2 separate regions of the Homo sapiens genome follow, and region 1 is linked to region 2. Evidence: chromatin loops called from intact Hi-C (ENCODE). Cell type or tissue: PC-9. All regions are shown on one strand. Each heading gives the region's core, and the rest is flanking DNA. Links, peaks and the distances in the headings are about the cores only.

Region 1 (4,394 bases), core at 106-4,105, 50 kb before region 2:
GGAGGGGGAGAGGGTTATTAAACTTAAGGCCCTAGATATTTTGATTTGCAACTGACTTCCTCTCTCCCTCCCATACCACTGAGAATCCCTTTGTGTCATGAGAGCTGTTACTCCCAGGACATGTTGTGCTTGTGAATGACTTTGAGGCAGAGGCAAGGTAAAGAAACACTGCCTGCATTCATTCATTCACTCACTCCAAATCACTTACTGAGCCCCTGCTATGTACCAGGCACCCTCTTAAGCACTGGGGATACTGACATGAGTAGTAGGCTGAAAGAAAGCACTTGTTCACATCCCTGGATAACTTGCCATCCAGGTGAGCACGTAAGAGCCTGATTGGAGAGAAAAAGGGGCTGACAACACTCTGTTAACTTTGGAGGCCATCACTGTCTGTCTGGGACTCTGCCCCATATAAGATGGTTGGAAGTCAGGGATATTCAAGGCATCTGCACTAGAGTTGTTTTCACTCAGTTGACCACAGCTGGGGGTGCAGAAACCTGGGTTATGCGTTTAATCTTCAGAGTGACCGGGTGACTGACCAAAGAGAAAAAAATAACCCGTAGGTAGACATCTTACAAAGTATGTCCTCTTGACACAGGAACGTGGCAGACACTGGCAGGCAGCAGGATCTGGTTATTAACGGGATCCTGAGCAGTCATGAAGAGCTACAGAGACCCCCAGTGAGGCTTAGTGTCCGGAGTCATGGTGCAAGCTGTTTGTCCCTAGGAAAATCACCTAGGGAGATGAGGCTCAAAGCAGCCCAACACACAACACACGTCTAGAAAACAAAGAACTCAAGTGGGAGTTACAGATGTGAGTTGAAGGTCTAGAGTGAGTTGTATCCAGGGAAGCTCCCTGACTCCAATGATAATGGTATTGAAGGTCTCCTCAAGGTCAAGGGTTTACCCCTAGCTTTATGGTTCAAAGCCTGATCCAGCCAGGATCATGACAGCAGATCCAATGCTTGAGAAAATTTGCTCTAAACAAATGTATATGCTTGTGGATCAAATCAGATATTGAAAAATGCAACTATCATGCAGATAAAATACATTGTAATGGCTCTCACCTATCTCTTCCTATAGAACAATCTTCATGCCAATTGTCAATAGAAGATTGTTTGGTGAGGAGCTTGGAATCGGAACGAGGTGCACTAATTAGATGGTTTAACAGCCTCAAGTTGTAAGAGACTGAAGAATCATGGCCAAATATGGGATATAGGGCCCACGAGCTCTGATGAACTTGAAATGTGCCAACTTCTTTTCTGATGGCATGATCTAGCTTCATCTGTTCATACGTTCAGTTCAGTCTTATAGATTTGGGAGTCATTCTGTCTTTTTCTGGAGACTTTGGCTCGCTACTGTGGTCTTTCTTGCATCAATCTTATGGTTTAACAGGACAACCTTACCTCCCCTGGAACTTTTTTGTGTCCTTGTATACTGCCAAACAAGAAAAAAATTATGTGCCATCCTCAAGCACACAGACCAGCCCACTGATCACTGATTTTAAATTGGTTGACTCAGGTTAGAAATTCTTCTTCCTCTTACAGATGATAGAACTTTGTCAGTAAAGTGAAGGAGGCTGACTTACCCCGAGGCATTTGATTTGTGAGTTTCATATTACCATGTCACCAGAGAGTTCTTTCGAGGTGCTGAGTGAAATGAGATTATCTCTCTTTGTTGTTTTTAAGCCACAAAAATGCTGGGAAGTTGTCTCAAGGTTGGACTGATAGGCATTTCTGGGCTAAGGTAGCTCATATCATCTAAACTTTATCAATCTCACCCTTTATCTGATCAAGAAAATATTTGTCTCTTCTCTGGCTTTTTTGTAGCTGATGCCTTTCCAATCACATCAATTTCATGTCAATTCTTACATTTCCCCCCAATAGTCTCCATATACATTTATTAACCGTGGCCTTTTTATGTTTCTATTATGAAGTCTCCTTAGGCCAACTCATTCCTATTTTAGCCCTTTTCCTGGGGGTGATATTCAACATACTTAACTTGTGCTGTGTACTATGGAGGCTGTAGCTCCCGTGGGTGGCCATGAAGGGCAACCTTGGGAAAGTGCAGGCTGTTGGTCAGGCAGCCACCCCCTCAGGGGACCAGGGGGACACTGAGTGTCTGCCAGGGTCTGGGGCAGAGGTGCAGGAGCCATGGTGGGATGGGGGGCGTCTGGTGGGCTGGTGACCTGGCAGGTGCCACGGTGGTTTCCAACTGTGCCCACCAGGGTTCTGGGAGCCAGGGCAGCCGGATGATGGTGTGGGAGGCACGAGGGAGCTCGTGGCGTTAGATATTTACCGACTGATTCCATCTGCCCTTTCCCTCCCTCCTCGTAGCTTTCAGTTTCCCAGTGTTTTCTAACAGATTCTCAAACTGAATCTCAAATGCACACACGAGGGAACTATCCTCCTTCTTGTTCCCCTGTCCTTGGAGTTTTCCTACTTTTCAAAAATACAAGGAAAAGAAACAGAAAAGATGCCTTTGATTGACATCAGAAGAAAACATTAGTAAATCAATTAACTATAATCTATTATTTAATTAGATCCCAAATCCTCACAACCATTGTTTTAATGATTTTTACTGGACCAGACCATATGGAACTCACATGTGATCCAAGTCCCTAAGGCCTGACAGTCCGCTCCCTTCCCTTCCTGGCCTCCAACCCCTGTTGCTACTTCTCCCACCTGCCCCCTCTCCCCGCACCCTGCCCTGACCTGCCGCCATAAGCCTGTTAGGAGTCTCTATGGAAGAGCAATATCTTTGCTGGGAGCAGCTGCAGGAATCATTCCAGCTGGGTGCACCCTGTGCTTAGGGCCCCATTTACTTCCAACCTAATTGGATGTGATTGATACCTAACTCATCATCCCCTCACCCTGTGCCCTACATCTCAGAGGGGACCGGTGATGATGGTGTGAGGCAAAGGCTGGCTTCTTTGTTAGCGCCTTTAGCAGGCACAGACACAGAACACCACTTGGGACGCGGTCATCGTGTGTCTCCTCATTTCCGTCTTTGCCAGGCATCAGGACAGAATACCAGAAGACTGGGCTGGTCCACGCTGCCGTTACAACACCAAGTAAATAACTCCAAACTCATGCGGTTTTTGTTATGGCCGATGCCAACTAGTTTCAATAGAAGAAAACCCTCCAGGCTGCGGCGGCAGATTTCCTTCTAATGTCGGCTAGACATTTCATAAGACGTCTCTGGTCCCAAAGGAGCTTAGAAGAGAGAGGGGCTGGCTGGTGGAGGGCATTCTGATTCCTAGAAAAACATCCTGGAAACATGTTCCTTTGATGGGGATCATTTTTCAAAGTCTGGAAGACACTTCAGAGCAGAGAGAGGATGTGGCTGCTAGTCAGTAGAAGAATAAAACACTTTGCCTTTGTTTATTCTCATCTCTTGCTTTTCCTATTTTTTTTTTCCTAGTCCAGGGATCACAGACTGGATGCCAGGAGGCCGAACCTGGTCTTCAGCTGTCTTTTGTTTGGCTAGCACATTTTCTAAACTTGCGTTTGAAGGCCTTCAGCTGGGTGTGTCTCTAGTTCACCAGAGCTCACACATGTGTTAACTTTCTGGTCCTGGGAGTCATTTGAGTTTATCCACCCTGTCACCTTTATGCCAGGTATAGAACAATGGCTAAATCTGTTCATTCATGACTGATTCTCATCCTTTCAGGACACATTTCAAGGTCATAGAAAATGTCTCTTCATCTGGAGGGAGAGCCCATTGTCAGAGATCAGCAGCTAACAAGGCCAGCAGGCCATGTCCGTGGCATTGGAGGCTTCCGTGGTGTGACCCCGCTCCAGGGCATTGTTCCCAAGGAGCACAGCACACCCAGAGCCCCTGGAGTGCAGCACGGGCTGTGGTCTGTAAGGATGCTTTTGGCTCTAGCCTGTTGGGTCTGGCCATTAATTATACTGACCTGGTGGTATGCAAAGCTTATGCCCACCTTGTCAGGGGTTGGGTGGATAATAAAATCAAGACTACGGCTGGGTGCAGGGGCTCATGCCTGTAATCCCAGCACCTTGGGAGGCCAAGGTGGGTAGATCACCTGAGTTCAGGAGTTTGAGACCAGCTTGGCCAACATGGTGAAACCCCGTCTCTACTAAAAATACAAAAATTAACTGGGCTTGGTGGCAGGCACCTGTAATCCCAGCTACTTGTAGGAGTCTGAGGCAGGAGAATTGCTTGAACCCAGGAGGTGGAGGTTGCAGTGAGCTGAGATCATGCCACTGCACTCCAGCCTGGGCGACAGAGCAAGACTCCATCTCAAAAAAAAGACTACAATCTGGAGAGATAAATGGGGAAGCTGCTCACCGAGGACTCCCTATTTTGGACCTGGTCGGTGGCTCTTGCAGGTAGAATCCAGCATCTGCATGCCTGTGGAGGATGCACTAA
Region 2 (4,394 bases), core at 225-4,224:
AGTCCTCTTCTTGCCCCTGATTCCAACAGTGAAGCACAGGTCATTTTTTTTCTGTTATAGGCTGAATGTTTGTGTCCCTCCAAAATTCATATGTTGAAGCCCTAACCCCTAGTATGGCTATATTTGTAGTTAAGATTAATTGAGGTCATAATGGTGGGGCCCTTATAAAAAGAGACAGCAGAGAGCTTGTGTTCTCTCTTTCAACCCCGGCATGAGTGCATAGGAAAGGCCATGTGATGACATGGTACAGAAGGCGGCTGTGTGCAAGCCAGAGGAAGAGCCCTTACCAGACACTGACCCCTGCCAGACTTGATCTGGGACTTTCAGTCTTCATAGCTGTGAAGAGATACATGTTTAAGCTACCTATATGGTATTTTGTTACAGCAGCCCAAGGAGACTGAGACACCTTCCTTTGAGAGACGGAGCCATTTGCCACCCCTCCTGCTTTTGGGCTTCGTAGCCTGTATCTTCTGTCCTCAGCCCTGATCACTTTGCATTGCAACAGCTCCATAGAGACATTTATCTTATTTTTGAATCTATGATTTCTAGTTTTTTTCTTCTTGCATAGTTTGTCTATTGTCAGGTGAGCTAGGGGGTATATCATAGTGTGAGCATACTGTTTGAGATCCTAGTGTTTTTCAGTAAGGAAGAATCACAAGGAGACAGATGTACCATTAAATTTGCCCTAGAAATCGGTAAGTGTCAAAGGCCTGACTAAATTGCTTTTTTTTTTTTCCTTGTAGGGATAAGTATTTAGAATCAACTGGTTACTGCTTCATAGTTACTAATTCGCCTGAGGCTTCTCTACTGACCTGTGCTTTCCAGACTGTCCTTGGGGAGGGCTGTCAGCCATGTTTTCACTGGGGGATGAAACACCCCCTAGTCTACTGATACCAGCGTCTCTCCAAACTTAGCTCACTCTGGCTCTTTGTGTTTTTCCACCCATGTGACCTACACCTCCAGGCTTCACCTGGCCAAGCAAACATGGCTAAGTTGCATCTTTTCTGTGCACAGAAATGAGATGTAAGTTGGGCAACAAACCCACAGTGATATATTTGTTTGCAAACGTGTTAAAAGATGCTCCTAGACATGATATGGAACTCTTGGTTTTCTCTTGCTGCTCACTCCATGGTGACTGTTTAGCTTGGAGAGGCAAACTTATTTGCAGGCTCTATAACATTGTTGATATGGAGACTTTTCCTAACATTGCCTCTTTATATTTCTCATTGCTATAGGATTATATAGTTGCATCTGTGGGTTTCAGCGTGTGGCGTTAAAGTTTAACAAACCAAGAAGCAAATGGAACAAATGACTGCAGATGCATTTCTCGTGGCTTTAAGGGGGCTGTGTAGTAAGATTGAAATATGATGGGCTTTGAGGTGGTTCAAATCTCATTCATGTACCCATTAACTGTGTGACCTTGGACAAGGTCTGTGGGCTTAACTTTTGTGAGCACACCTATACAAAGAATACTACAATGCATATTCACAAGGTTAGTGTGAGAGTTAAATACATGGAAAGCACCCAGCCTGTGCCTGGAGGTGCTCAGAATATATTCGTTTCCTTCCCTCCTTTCTCTGATTATTCAGCTAGTTGCCAGACTCTAGCAAAGTCGCCCCACCTCACTGCACCTTGTCTTTCTAGTGTTCCGTGAAAAACATGCAAAGTCAGTGGTTTGGCGACTCAGATGTTCTTCTAACTCTGTAATGCTGGGAGTCTGTGATGCAACAGCTGCTGTTCAGGCTACTTAGGCAGTTTTTCTGGTTTGTCCATCCTCCCCGCCATGCCCATCCCTGCCATGATTAATTGCTTGGCTAAGGAGTCATGCAGCTGTTTATGACTAGGTTGATTAGGGGAAAAGTAAAGATCATTTTTAAAAGCCTTAAAGGGACAATAGAGTGGCTTAGAACCTGCCAGAATAGGGGGTGAAATTTGAAGTTGCTGAACACACCAATGGGAACAATCCCTTTTCCATCTGAGAAGGCTGACTGCGTGACTGCGTTTCTGCTCTTAGAAAATTCACTGCAAGGAAAAGGGTAAAGAGTGGATTTGCTGGCTCAGGCAATTTTAAACCCTGGAAAAGCTATAGAAAAGCTTTCCTTTGACACCATCCCACCTCCTATTTTTGTGTCGTTTCTTTCCTTCCCTTCATTCTGTCCTGTGTGGTATCCCATAGACCTGACTTCCCCATTTCTCACAAAATCTACCTCTTCTTCCCGCAGATCAAGTGCTGTCTTGGTACCTGACTGTCAGAAGGCTGACAGGGGAAAATAGGTTTGAGAAATCAATTCAGAAGCAGGCTTCTCTCTATAAGGTTATGTGCAAACTCTTCTAGGGGCCTTTGCACGCTAAAGGAATTGCTTCTTAATGTAATCATACATTTAATTGGGTTAGGTTATTCTATGCAAATTGTAAAAAGAATTAATGGTACAATGTGACTGCCTTAAGAAGCTGTATAATTTCAGGCTTCATTAATATGAACACATACCAAGGAGGAGGTGTAAATCCCAATCTGACTCCATGGGGATCAGGCTTCCTGGGGTCTTTACATGTAGTTCTGGGCTTCTCTCTTTAAGAGGCACCTAGACATAATGGGATACATTTGGTTCAGGGAAGAGTGAAGAGCAGAGGGAGGTCTACCTTCCACTCTCAAGTGGAATGCCTTTTAGGAAAGGGGAAGACCTCTTCAATAGCATGGTGCCAAGAGGAAGAAATAGGAACAATGGGTGAAAAGTACAGGGACTTTTTTTGCCCAGTATGAAGATGGCAATGTTTGAGTCAGAGCTGCCCAAAGATGCCATGGGCTGTCAGGGGGCAGCTCTCAAGGAGATTCCAGCCCATATGAGTGACCAGACCTGTTCTCCTTTCCATCTCTTCCAGCCCAGATCACCAAGGCTCTCCAAGAGTGAAACCCCAGGGATCATTCTGTGGCTGGAGATGATTCTTGGAGTGGGGAAAATTTCCTCCCAGGGATTTGCATCATATTCCCCAGGCAGGTACAAAGCTGAGCCCTGGACAGAGCTGGTATTATTCAGATGAGAAGAAATAAGTGATTTCCAGGGGCCAAGGCTTTATTTCTCACATTGACATAACATTCCAGCTGTGGGAAATAGACATTTCACTGATTTACTGTGGTGGTAGCTCTCTGCAGCTCCTGAATGCTTATGGGTATGAATCATTTTTTATTTTGTCTCTATGGACTGAATCCCTAGCAAGATAAGGAGGCATTTTGCCAAATCCAGATATGCTGTTTAGGTGATGGAATACATTTAAATTTTTTGAGGATTAAATTAATTTTTCTGACCTAGATAATCCCTCTCTTCCAAAGAAAACTATTCTGGAAGATTTATAGAAGGTATTCAAGGATATTTGGATCTTAGGCAAGTTTGACTTAATCTTACCTGTTCTAGTAGAGCTTTAGGAATTACATTTTCTATAAACTAACAAGAAATGAGAGAAAGTAGTACTTGATATACACTTTTGACTCTCTCACATCCCAGAAACTTAAAGACCAGCAGTTTTATGAGCTGTATTTTATAAGCTCTGTATATCCAATTGTGTTCCTTTCTTCTTTCTTTATATTTTAAAATTAGAATTCTTTCCTTTCAGAATCAAAATTGGTGTTCAATAAATCATTATTTACAACAATGCTATACAAAGCTTTCTAAATTGCTAATGACTCAAATAAATGATAGTACAGCAAGTATATAAAATCAAATATGTAGATAAATCACAACTTTAAAATTCCCACTTTTCTGCTGTCCCTGAGGACTGTAAATAATACTGCCATAACAAAATACCATAGGTTGCATGACTTAAACAACAGGGATTTATTTCTCAGAGTTTTGTGGGCTGGAAGTCTGAGATCAGGGTGTCAGCATGGTTGGGTTCAGGTGGAGGCCTTCTTCCTGGGTTGTAGGTGGCAATGATCTCATTGTGTCTTCACATGATGACTTCTCCTCTTTGTGTGCATACAGAGGTACAGAGAGAGAGAGAGAAGAGAGAGGGCTTTGGGCGAAGGAGTGAACACACAGTGTCTCCTCTTAGAAGGGTGCTAATCTCATCAGACCAAGGCCCTGCCCTCGTGGCATCATCTAACCCTAATTACTTTCCAAAGGCCCCATCTCCAATACCATCACTCTAGGGGTTAGGCCTACAACATAGGAATTTTGGGAGGACACAAATATTCAGTCCATAGTACTTGGCATTCAGTAGTGCTTTTAAATGGAAGTACATTTAGTAATCAAACTGATTAAACGTATTTTTAAAAGGACCTATGTATAAGACATCTTATTCAGCAGTGTTTTGTATTTCTTCTTGTAGAGACCTTTCACCTCCTTGTTTAGCCGTATTCCCAGGCACTTCATTTTCTTTGTGGCTATTGTAAGTGGGAT

Evidence for each region. Peaks named below come from ENCODE experiments on the same cell type or tissue, not always from the same donor. Only the 100,000 strongest peaks of a DNase experiment are listed, where the experiment ranks them.
Region 1: a loop joins it to region 2, with 3.0 times the contacts of the local background. A loop is called at or near these places in 1 of 110 quality-filtered maps.

Annotation. Positions count from the first base shown.
Region 1 is chr7:135,825,981-135,830,374 of GRCh38, forward strand. No RefSeq gene overlaps it. Among named protein-coding and RNA genes, the nearest start is that of FAM180A, 79 kb to the left of the region's middle. In PC-9, for the core only: no CTCF peak of the experiment used is centred there; a DNase peak (open chromatin) is centred at 1,621.
Region 2 is chr7:135,876,281-135,880,674 of GRCh38, forward strand. No RefSeq gene overlaps it. Among named protein-coding and RNA genes, the nearest start is that of MTPN, 99 kb to the right of the region's middle. RefSeq lists a silencer at 1,705-1,754. In PC-9, for the core only: no CTCF peak of the experiment used is centred there; DNase peaks (open chromatin) are centred at 1,751 and 3,151; H3K4me3 peaks cover 610 bases; H3K27ac peaks cover 2,036 bases.